2 separate regions of the Homo sapiens genome follow, and region 1 is linked to region 2. A link is a contact called in ENCODE Hi-C data. All regions are on one chromosome and are shown on one strand. Each heading gives the region's core, a stretch centred on a gene start or an enhancer-like site at or near the end of the contact. The rest is flanking DNA. Distances are from core to core; before and after follow the strand shown. Region 1 overlaps KCNV2 (potassium voltage-gated channel modifier subfamily V member 2). Region 2 overlaps LOC101930053 (a long non-coding RNA gene).

Region 1 (6,843 bases), core at 627-3,126, 300 kb before region 2:
CACCCCTGCATGAAATACTTCCCATTACTCTTGTCATACTGATTTAAATCCCACTAATTGGAGACTTATTTAGGTTAACAAGCTTCTGTTTTAAAATGCAGATACCATGGGACTAGTTATCAGTTACCAGAGAAAACCCTGTGAAAATTCCTTGGGGACTGTTTTTTATGCCTCATGTACTCCCTCTGATCCCCAGAGTATTGGCTAAATTACTAGAAGCCTTTTAAGCAGAGCTGTTGGTCACAGTTGTAAACATTTTTGCGTTGCACTACTCCAGGGGGGCACTCTTTGCTTTGTGTATTTGGGTAGTTGTTGCCATAATTTTCCAGCAGACGGCAGTAAAGCATATGGTCATCTTGTTGATCCGTGCTGAGGTGGCCGTTAGCTTAGCAGTGTAAATATTTTTGTTTTGATGATGTAAGGGTTAGTTTGAACCTGGAATAGTGCAGTTGACTGATTAGAATGAAATGGAGAAGTGAGCCAGCTGCACAAAACTGAGGGCACTGATGAGAACCACAGCTCCATCCAGCCCACGAAAAAAGGAAGGGTATGCCTCCTTTTTGAGGCTGATGATGCACCTCCTGTCACTCACTGCCCTGTCTCTTGTGAGAGGTCATGCAGCCTTTTTCTGCAGAGTCAAAATACAAGCAGGCATCCAAGAGAGGTAATGTGGTGTAGATAAGCTGAAGGAAACGGACTACAGTAGACTTGTGGGTCTGAATCCACTTCCCAGCTGAATAAGTTGGGCAGATCACCTAAATTCTCTTGGCCTCAGTTTCTACTTTTGAAATGTGTGGTATCTACCTCACAGAGTTGTTATAGGAATTGAAGGAGTGCCTGGCACAGGGTGTGTAAGCAATAATATTATTATATATATATCATGTATGCAATCCCAGGGTCCCCCATGCTGAAGCTGGCCTCCACTGAGAAGAGGCAAAGACCAACATTTATTGAGTGCATTCTACACCAGCAACTCTATATACGTTATGCTTATCAGACCCTCAGGCTGTGGAAACAAGCTCCTCCCTGACTCTGCCCTCTGGCTCCAGTAGAGAATATCCTTCTCCCAACTTCTGGACCAAGGGGTGATGTGAGGCAGTGATAAAGTGAGATTGTGGGTTAATCTCAAAGTCCTCTTGGTTGCATGAGTGGGTGTGTCTTTTTTTTATTTAAGTTCTAGGGTACATGTGCACAACGTGCAGGTTAGTTACATATGTATACATGTGCCATGTTGGTGTGCTGCACCCAGTAACTTGTCATTTAACGTTAGGTATATCTCCAAATGCTACCCCTCCCCCCTCCCCCACCCCACAACAGGCCCTGGTGTGTGATGTTCCCCTTCCTGTGTCCGGGTGTGTGTTTCTTGTCATTGACCACACCAAAAGTCAAAGAACCCCAGGCTGATCTCTCTCCAGTTGTGTGAGCTGAACAATAGCTTTCATTTGTCACTAACACCATGACTCACACCTCTGGATGAAAGTTTAGTCAACCTTCCCTGGAGGAGGCCTAAAGGGAGTTTGGATTTAGGAGTGAGTGACAGGAAGGGGTAGTTTAGAACAGCGGTCCCCAACCTCTTTGGCACCAGGGACCGGTTTTGTGGACGACCATTTTTCCCATGGACGGGGTTGGGGGAGGGGATGGTTTCGGGATGAAACTGCTCCATCTCAGGTTGTCAGGTATTAGTTAGATTCTCATAAGGAGCAAGCAACCTAGATCCCTCCCATGCGCAGTTAACAATAGGGTTCCCACTCCTATGAGAATCTAACGCTGTGGTTGATCTGACAGGAGGCAGAACTTAGGCGGTAATGATTGATGGCCCTCCACTCATCTCCTGCTGTGTGGCCGGGTTCCTAACAGGCCACAGACAAGTACCACTCCACAGCCCGGGATTGGGGACCCCTGGTTTAGAACATGAGACATCCACGGAAGTCCAATGCAGAGGCCTTGGAGGAAACAAGTCACTTAAGGGTTCAGGATGGCGGGGATGGGAGAGAGTAGGAAGACACTGAGGAAGAAAATAATTAAGATAAACTGCTTATTTTCAACTTTTGATCATTCTGCACACTGGCTTTGCTTCACCCTTAAGCCAAACTTCTTTTTTTTTTGGCTGAACTTTGAGTGAAAAGTCAAAAGCAAAGAGAATTGGCTTAAAGAAGAATAAATATCTGATGTGTATAATATGATCCAAATATTTTTGTATATCTTCAATCTCTATTTTTAGAGAACAGATCTCTTCTGCTAGGAGGCTATGTGTGACTGGTCCCCAATAATTTGTTGAAAATGTACAGTTAATTTATATGTTGTCTATTTCGTGAATAATTTGACTCAACAAGTGATCTGTTTCTTGTTCCTTGGCTCCAGGAGGAACTCAGGATTCCTTGGCTTTGGGGAACTTTTTTTCCACATTCCATAGGCCAAGCCATTTCTCCCTAGATGGGAATTAAAAGCTGAAGGCCCCAGACTGACCCAAGTGACCTCACAGAATGAGTTGTCACATTAGCAGGAGTTGGGTTTGGAAATGTGACCAAAATTTCCGCAATCCATCTTAATATACTGAAGAAAACTGGCTAGCTCAGCAACTCTGCAAACTGGAAGCTTAACCATTCTGCTGTAAACGTACATACTTTCCTTAGCCTTGGGTCCCAAAGCCAGAATGTGACCTTCCCCTGGCAGTTTACTCACTAAACAACAAATCCTGGCCTGCCATATATTATGAGGATAAGCATCAAATTTTTCTCCAAAACTTGAGAATACTTGGATTTCTCATTTAACAAGACAAGTTTGTTTCCCTCATAATGAACAAGGAATGGAATCAATCTTGGCACCCAGTAGTCCATGCATTCAGGAATTTATGATCCTAGGGAATAAAACTTATTTTTCAAAATAACACTCTTTCTGTTTTCCAAAGGAATTAGAGGTGGTGAAGATGGATCTTTTTTGGATAAAATTATTATAAGCCTCAATACGTGTTGTCCTTCAAAGGATCCAGCTTCAAAGGCTGTACTTACTCATGCTATTATTGCAACAAGTATATTTGGAATTCCTCTTTTGAATTATAGTCTGCACAGTAGATTCAGTAGCAGCAAGCGGTCATATCCACCTTGATGGTTTACTCTAAGTGTCGATCTTAAACTAAAGTGTCTTAACTATTTTAAAATACTGAATGTAGCCTTAAAAAGACAAAGATTTAACAACCTAGAAACAAGTGGATGTGTCACAAACTCTGAAGGTAATTCCTCAGTGGAATTCAAAGAATGTCTTGATTAGTGGAATCACTGTTAGAATGAGGTCATGGGTGACTACCTTCAGGATAATAACAACCCTCATCTGTATATTACAGTTCTGACATGTTTGTAAGTGGTACAATAAGCGGTAGGTGTGCACAGCTAAAGCAAAGCCACAAATGTAAGTTTGAGATCTATTAATCTATCCACAGAAAGGTGCGCAATAATGATGCTGTCCACACCCTCAGCTTCCCTGCATTTCTCCGTGCCCTCAATGATGCTGTCATGTTCCACTCACATCATATTGGCTAAAATGAGGAACATACTTTAAAGACATAAAAGGAGACCACTCCAAAATTGGGAATCCATAAGATAAAAAGTAGTAACAATGCCTAAGAGCCTTTACCCCGTCTATAGCTCCTGTGCTACTTCTGAAGGAGGTAGAACTCTATTACTTTCTGTGCCAGATATTTATATGTTGTCTCTTAGTCCCAAGCCTGACACCCTTCTGTATTTTATTTTATAATTCCAGAACTGGGAGTCTGCAAACTACATTTCCCAGATTCTCTTGCCCACTGTCTTCTAGTTATGTTCTGCCTATGAGAGACTGGAAGATGGTATGAGGACATAAGGGTCTCTAATCCTGCCTCTGGTTTCTGCCTTCATTCCTCCAATTGCAGCCAATAGCTATGGTTCAGGCATTTTTTGGCATTCCTGGCATCAGCCTCATGGTGCCAATTTAGGAGTCCTTGCAACAGCTACACAGAGGCCCCTCCTGTGGACTCTTAGCTTCTGGTGGCAACACCTTTTCCCATTTATTCTCCCAATTCTAGGGCCAATAGCTACTCCCTGCAATTACCAATCTCTGGATTATCTCAGTTTTCTCTTTCTGCTTTTCCAGTCTTCTTTTTTTTCTTCTTCTAGTCTTCTAACAACTATCTATTTCCTTGTATTAAATTCCCTGTTTGAAATATTCACCTTGGTATCTATTTTCCTGACTGCAACCTAATTTATTTTTCAAATGGGTTTCCTCAAAGCAATCAATGAACAAAAATAAAATAATTTCAGTGATCTTGTAAGTGCCACCTATTGGCAAGGTAATGAAAACATACCTTAGGGAAAGAAAGATGGGAGCAAGGTCTCTGGGACAAAATGGTGCCTCAACTAGAGATAAATTTTCTTTTTGAGAAGTTAGTTTTTGAAGGAGTGAGTTCATGCCGTAGTTTCCTGTTTGGTTTCTACAGCTTTAACTTGCCCTGGAAAACTCAGAAGGAAATGGTTCATTCAAAGTCTACTTACTCTTTTCTACTTGAAAACATACCCATGCCCTCCACCCCCCAACCCCCGGCAAAAAAAAAATAAGAAAAAAAAATGTGGTCATATGTTGAGGCTAAAAAAAAAAAAAAAGTAAAAGAAAAAAACCATACCCACACAGGAGGCCAATGATTACAGCTTCATCATAGAGCCCATTGTTCTTGTTTAGCTGTGCCGTGCATTTCCTACCCCCAGGCAATCCAGAGAGCCCCAAGATGGCTGGAGCTGCTTTAGGCGTGGGCCTGTTTATCTGGACTCTCAGAAGTTCTCCCATGAGGGAACAGCTGACCTTCTCGTATGTTTTATAGGTTCTTTCTTTTCCTCAGTAGAAAAAGAATCATTTCTGTTTTATTTTCTTCCCAAATGAATGTAGAAGCAAAGGTTATTGCTTCCATGTGACAAAGACTATCAACTAGTCAGTTATGGTAGCTTCTATTTATTGCAGACTTACTATAGGCTAGCAGTTTACATATGTTTCCTATTACATTAGTGCTCACAAATAACCTCCATTTGACAGATGAAAAAGACAGGTCTATCCTACATCCTAATACATGAGCATTTGTAGACATAAGTGTCCAGGAGGGATTTGTTTTGCAGCTGCAGGAGAATTCACAGTAATGAAAACTACTGTATTTTTCTTAAATCCTTGAGTTGAATTACAGAGAAAGTTTGCAGGATCCTTGGCATAGAGAGAAGAAAGATTATTAAAAGCAAGTCAGATTTGGTGTTGTCTGAAAGTATTAAAAATACATAAAAGAATGGATAAGAGAAACTCTCTGTAATGTGGGATGCATATTTCACAAAGGATACAGCCCCAGAATGGTGAAATAAAATGCCAATTATATTTTTCTTTATCTCATCTTTAAAGTTTCAATTTGTGAGTGTATACTTTCTGATATGTGTAATATATTTGAGCAGTAATATATTACTGCAGGAGAAAGATTGCATTATTGGAACTAATTCTTTACATCTTTCTGTGTCTAAGCTGTTTGCCATATAACTTTGCAGTGCCCTCCTATGGTGGGTGGGCTAACCTGCCCTGCCCTTTGACTTGCAGCTTGGCCATGTGACTTACTCTGGCCAATGGGCTGAGCAAATGCCATGAAAAGAAACTTATGAAGTGTTTGCATGATGGGGCTTGCATTCTCTCTCTTGTTCTTTGCCACAGCCATCGACATGTGGCTGCTGGAGTCTGCCAGAGGAATGCAGACATGTGGCCTAGTCTCTCCCTTCATGCCAGTTGACCATCAGGCATGTGAATGAGTAACAAGAGCCTCATGAAAGAGAAGAACCTTCTAGCTGAAATCAGAGTATACGCTGACTTTTAAATTCATGAGCTAAATAAACGCTTGATGTTTTAAGCCATTGAATTTCAGGGTGGTTGGTGATGTATCGTTATTATGGCAATAAAGAACTTCTAATTTATTTATAAATAAATAACTTCTAATTTATTTATAAATAAATAACTTCTAATTTATAAATAAATAACTTCTAATTTATTTATAAATAACTTCTAATTTATTTATAAATAACTTTTATTTATAAATAACTTATTTATAAATAACTTCTATTTATAAATAACTTATTTATAAATAACTTCTATTTATAAATAACTTATTTATAAATAACTTCTATTTATAAATAACTTATTTATAAATAACTTCTAATTTATTTATAAATAACTTCTAATTTATTTATAAATAACTTCTAATTTATTTATAAATAACTTCTAATTTATTTATAAATAACTTCTAATTTATAAATAACTTCTAATTTGTAAATAAATAACTTCTAATTTGTAAATAAATAACTTCTAATTTATTTATAAATAAATAACTTCTAATTTATTTATAAATAAATAACTTCTATTTTATTTATAAATAACTTCTAATTTATTTATAAATAACTTCTAATTTATTTATAAATAACTTCTAATTTATTTATAAATAACTTCTAATTTATTTATAAATAACTTCTAATTTATTTATAAATAACTTCTAATTTATTTATAAATAAATAACTTCTAATTTATTTATAAATAAATACACATTTATCATGGGTATGTGCCCCAAATTTTTAAAAATAAGATGCATGATTAATAAAATGCTTAGAAACCACTAGATCAGTTACTTTTAGGAATCCTCTTCTCAGATTGTCATATCTGTTGAGTCAGGTGCATTTAGATGAGTCTCTTTTCATCTTTCAAACTTTATCTCAATGTCATCTTCTCCAAAAGGGCTTCTCTGACTATCCCACTAAAGACAGACTCTACTGCCTGAATCACTCTCAATCTTGTTATCCCACA
Region 2 (6,940 bases), core at 1,060-3,559:
TTCTCATTACACCCATATACGTCTTCCTGGAGCCTCATCATAATTGGATACCCCTTACAGAGACCAGCTGCCTGAGACATAGACACCTGCTCAGGACGTTGGCTATCACTATGGGGAGGCATTTTGACACAGGCCATTGTTAGTGATTGGGAACACCTCCTAAAAATGAGATGGTCTGAAGGGGTCCCAGTACTTGGGGGCTGTGTGTAATAGGAGCCTTAAGAGAGGCTCCTAGACTATCTCTTGATTGCCTGTATTATATTTTGTGAGAATGTAAACCTACCTCACTATGAATTTTAGCAAAATAAAATTTAAAAGAAAACAACCAAATGAAAAGAGGTGTCATACAGAAAAGAAGTATGGACAATTCTAGCGATGTTTCAAGAATAGTGTTCATCACTGGTTCTCCAGTACACAGAGAAATGTGCTGGAGAGGTTCATTAGGATTCTTGAGTCAAGCCAAAGGCTACAATCAGGCATGTGGTTTCAGGCATCCAGTAGCAGAGGTTAGCTCTAGAGTGGGGCCGGAAATAAACATTGCCCCATGTACCTACCCTACCCTTAGCTTAGTGCCTCCCAGTAGGTGGAAGGGAAATCTTAAGGAACCAAGATGGGTTGATCAATTCCAGGAAGCTTTGATGTTTTCAAAATCCCATAGGATATTGAAGTCATAGAACTTCCCAGGGGGTTCCTGAACCAGAATTCGCTTCAATCAGACAGACAGGGAACATATCTACTGTCCTCTGTTCTCCACATTTTCTCATCTTCTGAACCTCCACTTCCAGTCCTAAATCAGAGATAGGCAACTCCCTGCAGTACGGCGATACCACATGCCAGAGGGCTAAAGGAGTTCTCTCTATTGCACAGGACCATTCACAGGCAATGGAGTGAGTCTGAGGGGGATCTGAAGGGGAAAATTGCCTTTTGAGCATACTAAATTCCATCCCATTTAAGGCAGGAGACAGTGTCTCTTTATTCTTAAGCTTCCATTATCCTCCTTGGTACCCAGTGCGTGGAAGAGACTGAATAAACATCTGACGGATGACTAGGTAAATGAATGAATGAAAGAATAAAGTGAGTGTTTGAGTTAGTTAGAAAAAGAGTGAACTATATAGGCTAGAGAATGACTGCCAAAAAAACCACAAGGGCATTGCAAAATCTCCATAATACACACATAAATGTTCATGCATTCTATGATGGAGAAAGAAGTTCATCTGTTTATATAATTCCTATCAAAACTGTATTTCCTCTTATGTTTTTTACTTTCTTGAACTCTTTAAAACAAGAAACTTTTAACTCTTTTGTTCTCTGAACATTTAAAATAACTTTTTGGTGTTATTTCTTTCGTTTTTTCTAGCCAGTGAAATATTTATCCCAATGAGCTGTTTTTCACTTAACCTTGCTTAGTGTCTTTGTCTGTAGTCACCACTTGGCCTTTTCACTACTATATGCATTAACACCCAGGTAGGAAAGAGACAAATGGAAGCAAAATAGCAAAATGGTGAAGAGGAGGGTTCTAGAGGCAGAGAGCCCTGCAGTCCTGAGTCCTGAGTCCACCGTTTAACAGAGTGACTTTGCTCAGCCTGTGGATTATAATGAAACTTGCCTGTAAGTATGATTATGAGTAGTCCTGTAAGGATAATTCATTGCATTGTGTTAATCACACAGTGAATGATCAATGAATTTTAGTTACTGGTATCATTATATTGAATTGCTATACTACTGTATTACATTAAATCATATTGTATCATATCAATCATATCATCTATTATATATCAGTAGCATATCGATCGTGGCCTTGTAAAACCAGTGTCTACGGATGTGTTGAACAAAGCCACATCCTCCACAGAGTCCTCCTCCAATCACCTCCTTAACTTTCTTCCCCAGATTGAGATCGCACCTTATTTCTCTCTTATGTAAATTCTGAAAGTAGTACCCAGTGGTCTTCAGGGAGAGAAATCTTGTTTTTTCTCTGAAACAACATTCAGCTACACCCATGGCTGGGCTCTCCTGGCCTTCCCTACATGTGTCCCCCTCCCTCTCATTCAGGAGAGGCCATTTGAGTTCAGAGTCCTGATGTGAGGCTTGCGTTTGAGGAAGGAAAACCACTTCAAATCTCATTTGTTGACCTGACTTTCACCCTTCCCCTCCAGCATTCCAAACTCCCACTCACATCAACAAGCTAGAATTTTAAACTTGGTTGGAATTGTAAAAGCTTGAGGTTATTAGAGCTCAAGGATAGGGCAGGAGCTGAGTCTGACAGCTTGTTTTACTCTCCGCACTGAGGCAATCAAGGCCAAGGCAGTGTCAGGGAAAGGCCAGGTTTTCTTGTAGCCTTGGGCTGTTGGCCTTATGCTAGGGAAGGGAGGTGGAGCTGAAGATTTGGCATCAAATTAGAAAAAATAAGGTACACTGATTCACTCAACTCTGTGCTTAACCCTGTGGCAAACACGTTGGTTAACTTCTCCTCTGCTCTTCTTTTCACCTTCTTTAGGTTATAGGATCCAGTTTTTTAGGTGGTAGCAACATGCTCAAGGAAGATGCAGCCCCTTCCTCCAGCCTGAGAGAATAAAGCATCATTGGCTTATGCCAACCATGGCAATCCCATTCCCCTTTTCTCATGATTGATTTGGGAATGGGCAAGTGACCCAGTTCTAACCAATGAGACGAAAGAAAAAGTCTATTGGTCAGCTTATCTCAGAAGATTTTTGTTTCCTGCTATAAAGAGAAACAGTAAGTTCCTTCCTGCCTGACTTAAATGCAATTGTGTGCAAACATGTTACTTGGAGCTACAGCAACGATTCTGTGACCATGAGGCAATAAGCCAAGGACAAAGGATAGAATAGTGAAAAGACAGAGTATTGGATTTTTTTTATGATATCATTGAACTGCTGGACCAATGTGGAACCATCTACTTTTAGTCTTTCATGATTTGTGAGATGATTAAACATTTCTTTTTTTTAGCCATTATTTCTTTTCTGTTACTTGCAACTGAAGACATCCTACATAATACAAACACTATCCAACTTGGATTGTAATTTATCTATTTTCAGATCTGTGTGTTCTGTCTTACTGATTTTTGTATTCTTAGCACTGAGTATAAGGCTGCTACTTAGTAAGACTTCAATAAATGACTGTTTAAAAAGGTCTTAGAGGATTTAAAAAAAATTCTGAAGTTGCTGAAATATGAAGACCAGGAACCAATTTCAGGTTCTATAAATTTCTCGCTTCCTTCACTTCTGGAGTAGTCTTCATTTCTGTCTGATTCTACCTTTACTAAAATGAATGAATGATTGAGAAATACGAAAAATGGCTGGTATAGTGGCTACTGCTGAGAAGTATCTCTTGGAAATTCCCGGAAATTCCATCAGTCACATTCAGACCTAACTCTCTGATGATCAATGTTTCTGAACTCAAACCAGTGTACATAAGCAGTGGACTATTTAAAGTGGTATTAGCCTAGAATATCTAGGACCCATGTTTTATGCATTCAGTAAGCGTTTGTTTAATGTCTGTTATCTACCAGGCACATTATTATGCATTGGGCATATAGAGATGACCAACCACACGGCCTCAATCCTTGAAAAGCTTACAGTAACCAAATAGGGTTAACGGCCTAAAGAGAGGTAATTACAAGTCTTACACTCAGTCTTCTTAGCATAGTATGGTGCTACCTCTGAGTTAATTAAGATAACAAAATTCCTAGATATATATCTTTGATGAAACGGTTTCCATGAAAACTTTCCAAGTTTGGTCCCTCCCCGGCTGAGTTCATTTTGGAAGGTGACTTTCTGCTCTCATCACCTAAGGTCCTTAACACGTATCCTGTGTTCTCCGGAGGCACCCCTTGCCCAGAGTGTGCCCTCTGCATGGTTCCCCCAGAACACCTATTTCAAAGGAAAAGAAGTTGGATCATTCAGTGAAGATTTGGGGGGCCACTTTTCTACGTGGGAGGATTATGAGTATTACCTTCCTCCCCTATGTATTAGTAAATATAAAGAAAACATAAATTAACCCCCTTTCTGGCTGGGCACGGTGGCTCACGCCTGTCATCCCGCACTATGGGAATCCGAAGTGGGCGGATCACTTGAGGTCAGCAGTTTGAGACCAGCCTGGCCAACATGGCAAAACCCCGTCTCTACTAAAATATAAAAATTAGCCAGATGTGGTTGCACACATCTCTAGTCCCAGCTACTCGGGAGGCTGAGGCACAAGAACTGCTTGAGCCTGGGAGCAAGGGTTGCAGTGAGCTGAGATTGTGCCATTGCACTCCAGCCTGGGTGACAGAGCAAGACTCTGTCTCAAAAAAATAAAATAAAATAAAAATAATTTAGACCCCATTCTTCTTAGATAACCATGACTTCTGAAGGAGGTCAGAGCTCTTGTGCTCTGCATCTCTGCTCCATCAGCCTCAAGGCCACCTTTCAGGTCCACATGAAATATAAGTGCACAAAGGCACCAGACTTAGCATTATTAGTTTCCCCCACTGGTCTGATTTTTGTAGAAATTGCCAGGAACTGATTTTCTGCCCTTCCTTCCTAACAGACAAGCCTTCCAGCCCTCCCTGACACAGCTCTTCCCTATCTCCTACTCTCTGGTCATCAAGCTTTTAGAGATGCCCTGGCCTTCTCTAGTTGCCCCAGCTGTATTTTTTCTTCTTGGGAATGCGTTGATTCCAGAGCCTGACTGGGAATAAATCTCAGCTCCTCCATTTAGCAGTTATGGGATTCAAGTTACTCTTACTCCCAGGGACTCAGTTTCTGCACCTGTAAAATGGAGATTTACCACCTTTCGTTCCAGCATTACTGATATTGTTTGGCTCTGTGTCCCTACCCAAATCCCATCTCGAAAATTAATCCCTATAGTCCCCACCTGTTGAGGGTCCTGGTGGGAGGTAATTGGATCCTGGGGGCGGCTTTTCCCATGCTGTTCTCGTGATAGTGAGTAAGTTCTCACGAGAGCTGACGGTTTTATAAGTGTTTGACAGTTTCTCCTTCACACGCTCTCTCTTCTGTCTCCTGCCATCATGTAAGATGTGCCTGCTTCTCCTCCTCTCATGATTGCAAGTCTCCTGAGGCCTCCTCAGCCATGAAGAACTGTGAGTCAATTAAACCTCTTTCTTTTATAAATTACCCAGTCTTGGGTATTTCTTTGTAGCAGTGTGAAAACAGACTAATGCAATTACCATAATGGGCTTTCAATTGATGAACTTGCATCACTGACTCCTCAACACGCAGCTGACTTCCTACTGTAATTGTTCACCATGCAGACATTTGTGGAGCCACAAGCATAACCATCATGGTATTTAAGATTCGTTCTGTATCTGGATTTATGCAGTTTATGAAAAATCATCAAACTGTCCTTATTATTGGTGTCTTTTTTCTGTATATATGTTATGCTTCAATAAAATATTTACTTAAAATTATTTTAGGTATGTTAAACTCACTACACCAGACAGGGCTTACCTTCTCACTCTGCTGTCTTTATCCCTCTCTCTAATTAAAAGGATTACACATACATCTGTACTTGTTTTAGAAGAATAACACAGAACAGCAAAATTTAAAAATTAAAAATTATCCATTTCCATTCCCAGCACACAGAGACAATCATCACTACTATTTTAGAAGGTGCATATCATATTTTACAATAAAAAAGAAATAATGTTAATAAAGTTTTATAACCTTTTGATATAATCTGCCTGTAAATTCCAGAATATTGTTTTTAAAGGCTGCATTATGTTCAGTTCAATGGGTATAGCACAATTATTTAACCAATCCCTACCGTTAGAGATATAGATGGTTCTGGTATTTAGCAATGCTGCCATGAACAGCTTTGGAGCTAAATCATTGCATTGCATTGGAGTTTCACTCCGCTCAAATTTCAGTTATTCACACCACTCCTTCCAGACTCCTTTAGGATTCTTGGTCTTGAGGGAATTCACAATCGCTTTATTATGCACTACATCTTCTGGACTTTTCTTCTGAAAGGTTTATGTCCCACTGAAACAAATAATGGGCTTGATAGAGCCATTTTCAAAGATAGGACGGGAAGGAACAGAGGCGCTTTGAATCACAAAACCCATTTGCTGGAGTAAGTGGGCACAGGGGACCTTAGGGCTCTCAGACTCCTGCCTTGCTGAGGGCTGATGCAGCTTAGGAGCCCTGTGGCACCTTACAGTGGTGTTTGCTTCCTGGGTGTTATTTGCAGTGTTTCTATGGTGCTAATGACTGCAAATTGCTAATGGCTGTGAAAAGCTAATTGTTGTGCAAGGTGTTTCTCTCTGTCCCAATTGCCAGGGGAGTGCACAGTCATGGTTAAACAGAGACTCATTAGCACCTCTGACATAGTCCTCCTGGGGAATCCTCAAAGCAGCCTGGAAAATAACCAAGTCTCCACCATCCAGAGCCAGGCGGCTTTGTACGTGGCCCGCAACAAAAAACAAGGGAGGCAAAGATCTAGGAAACACCACCCAGAAGGAAACAAAGGAAGCTGGAATGGTGTGTGATGTGCTTCAGCTGGTGAACTGAAGAAGTAGAAAGGACGTGGTCTTTGTAGGCAAGTTTCCTAAATTAATACCAATGCAGTGGCTAGGAAGTGCCAGGCACTATGCTCAGTACTTCACGGCTTTTTCTCTTTGAATCACACCCACTTTTCAGAGGACTACACTGAGGCTCAGAGAATGAATAATTCTGCTCCCCACCCCGCCACACACACACACACACACACACACACACACACACACACACGGAGAGAAAGAATTTGACTGCTAAACTTAATTCGTTATGTTCCCTAAATACTTCATGAAAGTTGGGCTGTTTAAAAAACATACTAGCAACAAGCCCACATTGGTGCATGAATGTTATTCTTCTCCTGTATTCCTATAAGTAAGGTGCAATGTCTCTGCTTCCACTGATATCCTGTATTCTAAGCTATCCACTTT

What was found. A loop is a pair of places that touch in the nucleus more often than their neighbours do. Pooled maps may share reads with other maps.
Region 1: a map of ovary shows a loop between it and region 2 (5-fold over the local background). The contact joins two enhancer-like sites. A Hi-C loop is called at or near these places in 2 of 168 maps with a recorded cell type or tissue (cardiac septum and ovary) and 6 of 50 pooled maps.

Annotation. Positions count from the first base shown.
Region 1 is chr9:2,721,752-2,728,594 of GRCh38, reverse strand. All of the region lies in intron 1 of KCNV2 (potassium voltage-gated channel modifier subfamily V member 2), which reads right to left. Among named protein-coding and RNA genes, the nearest start is that of KCNV2, 7.7 kb to the right of the region's middle. RefSeq lists a silencer at 932-1,226. Within about 2 kb of position 1,876, at least 2 of the 41 ENCODE cell types and tissues checked have a DNase peak (open chromatin) inside an H3K27ac peak, as active enhancers do.
Region 2 is chr9:2,420,065-2,427,004 of GRCh38, reverse strand. LOC101930053 (a long non-coding RNA gene) reads left to right here. Exons shown (of 6, transcript XR_001746603.2): 4 at 1,465-1,608; 5 at 2,495-2,733. The region is part of intron 2 of LOC105375956 (a long non-coding RNA gene); the gene reads right to left. Among named protein-coding and RNA genes, the nearest start is that of VLDLR, 200 kb to the left of the region's middle. Within about 2 kb of position 2,309, at least 2 of the 41 ENCODE cell types and tissues checked have a DNase peak (open chromatin) inside an H3K27ac peak, as active enhancers do.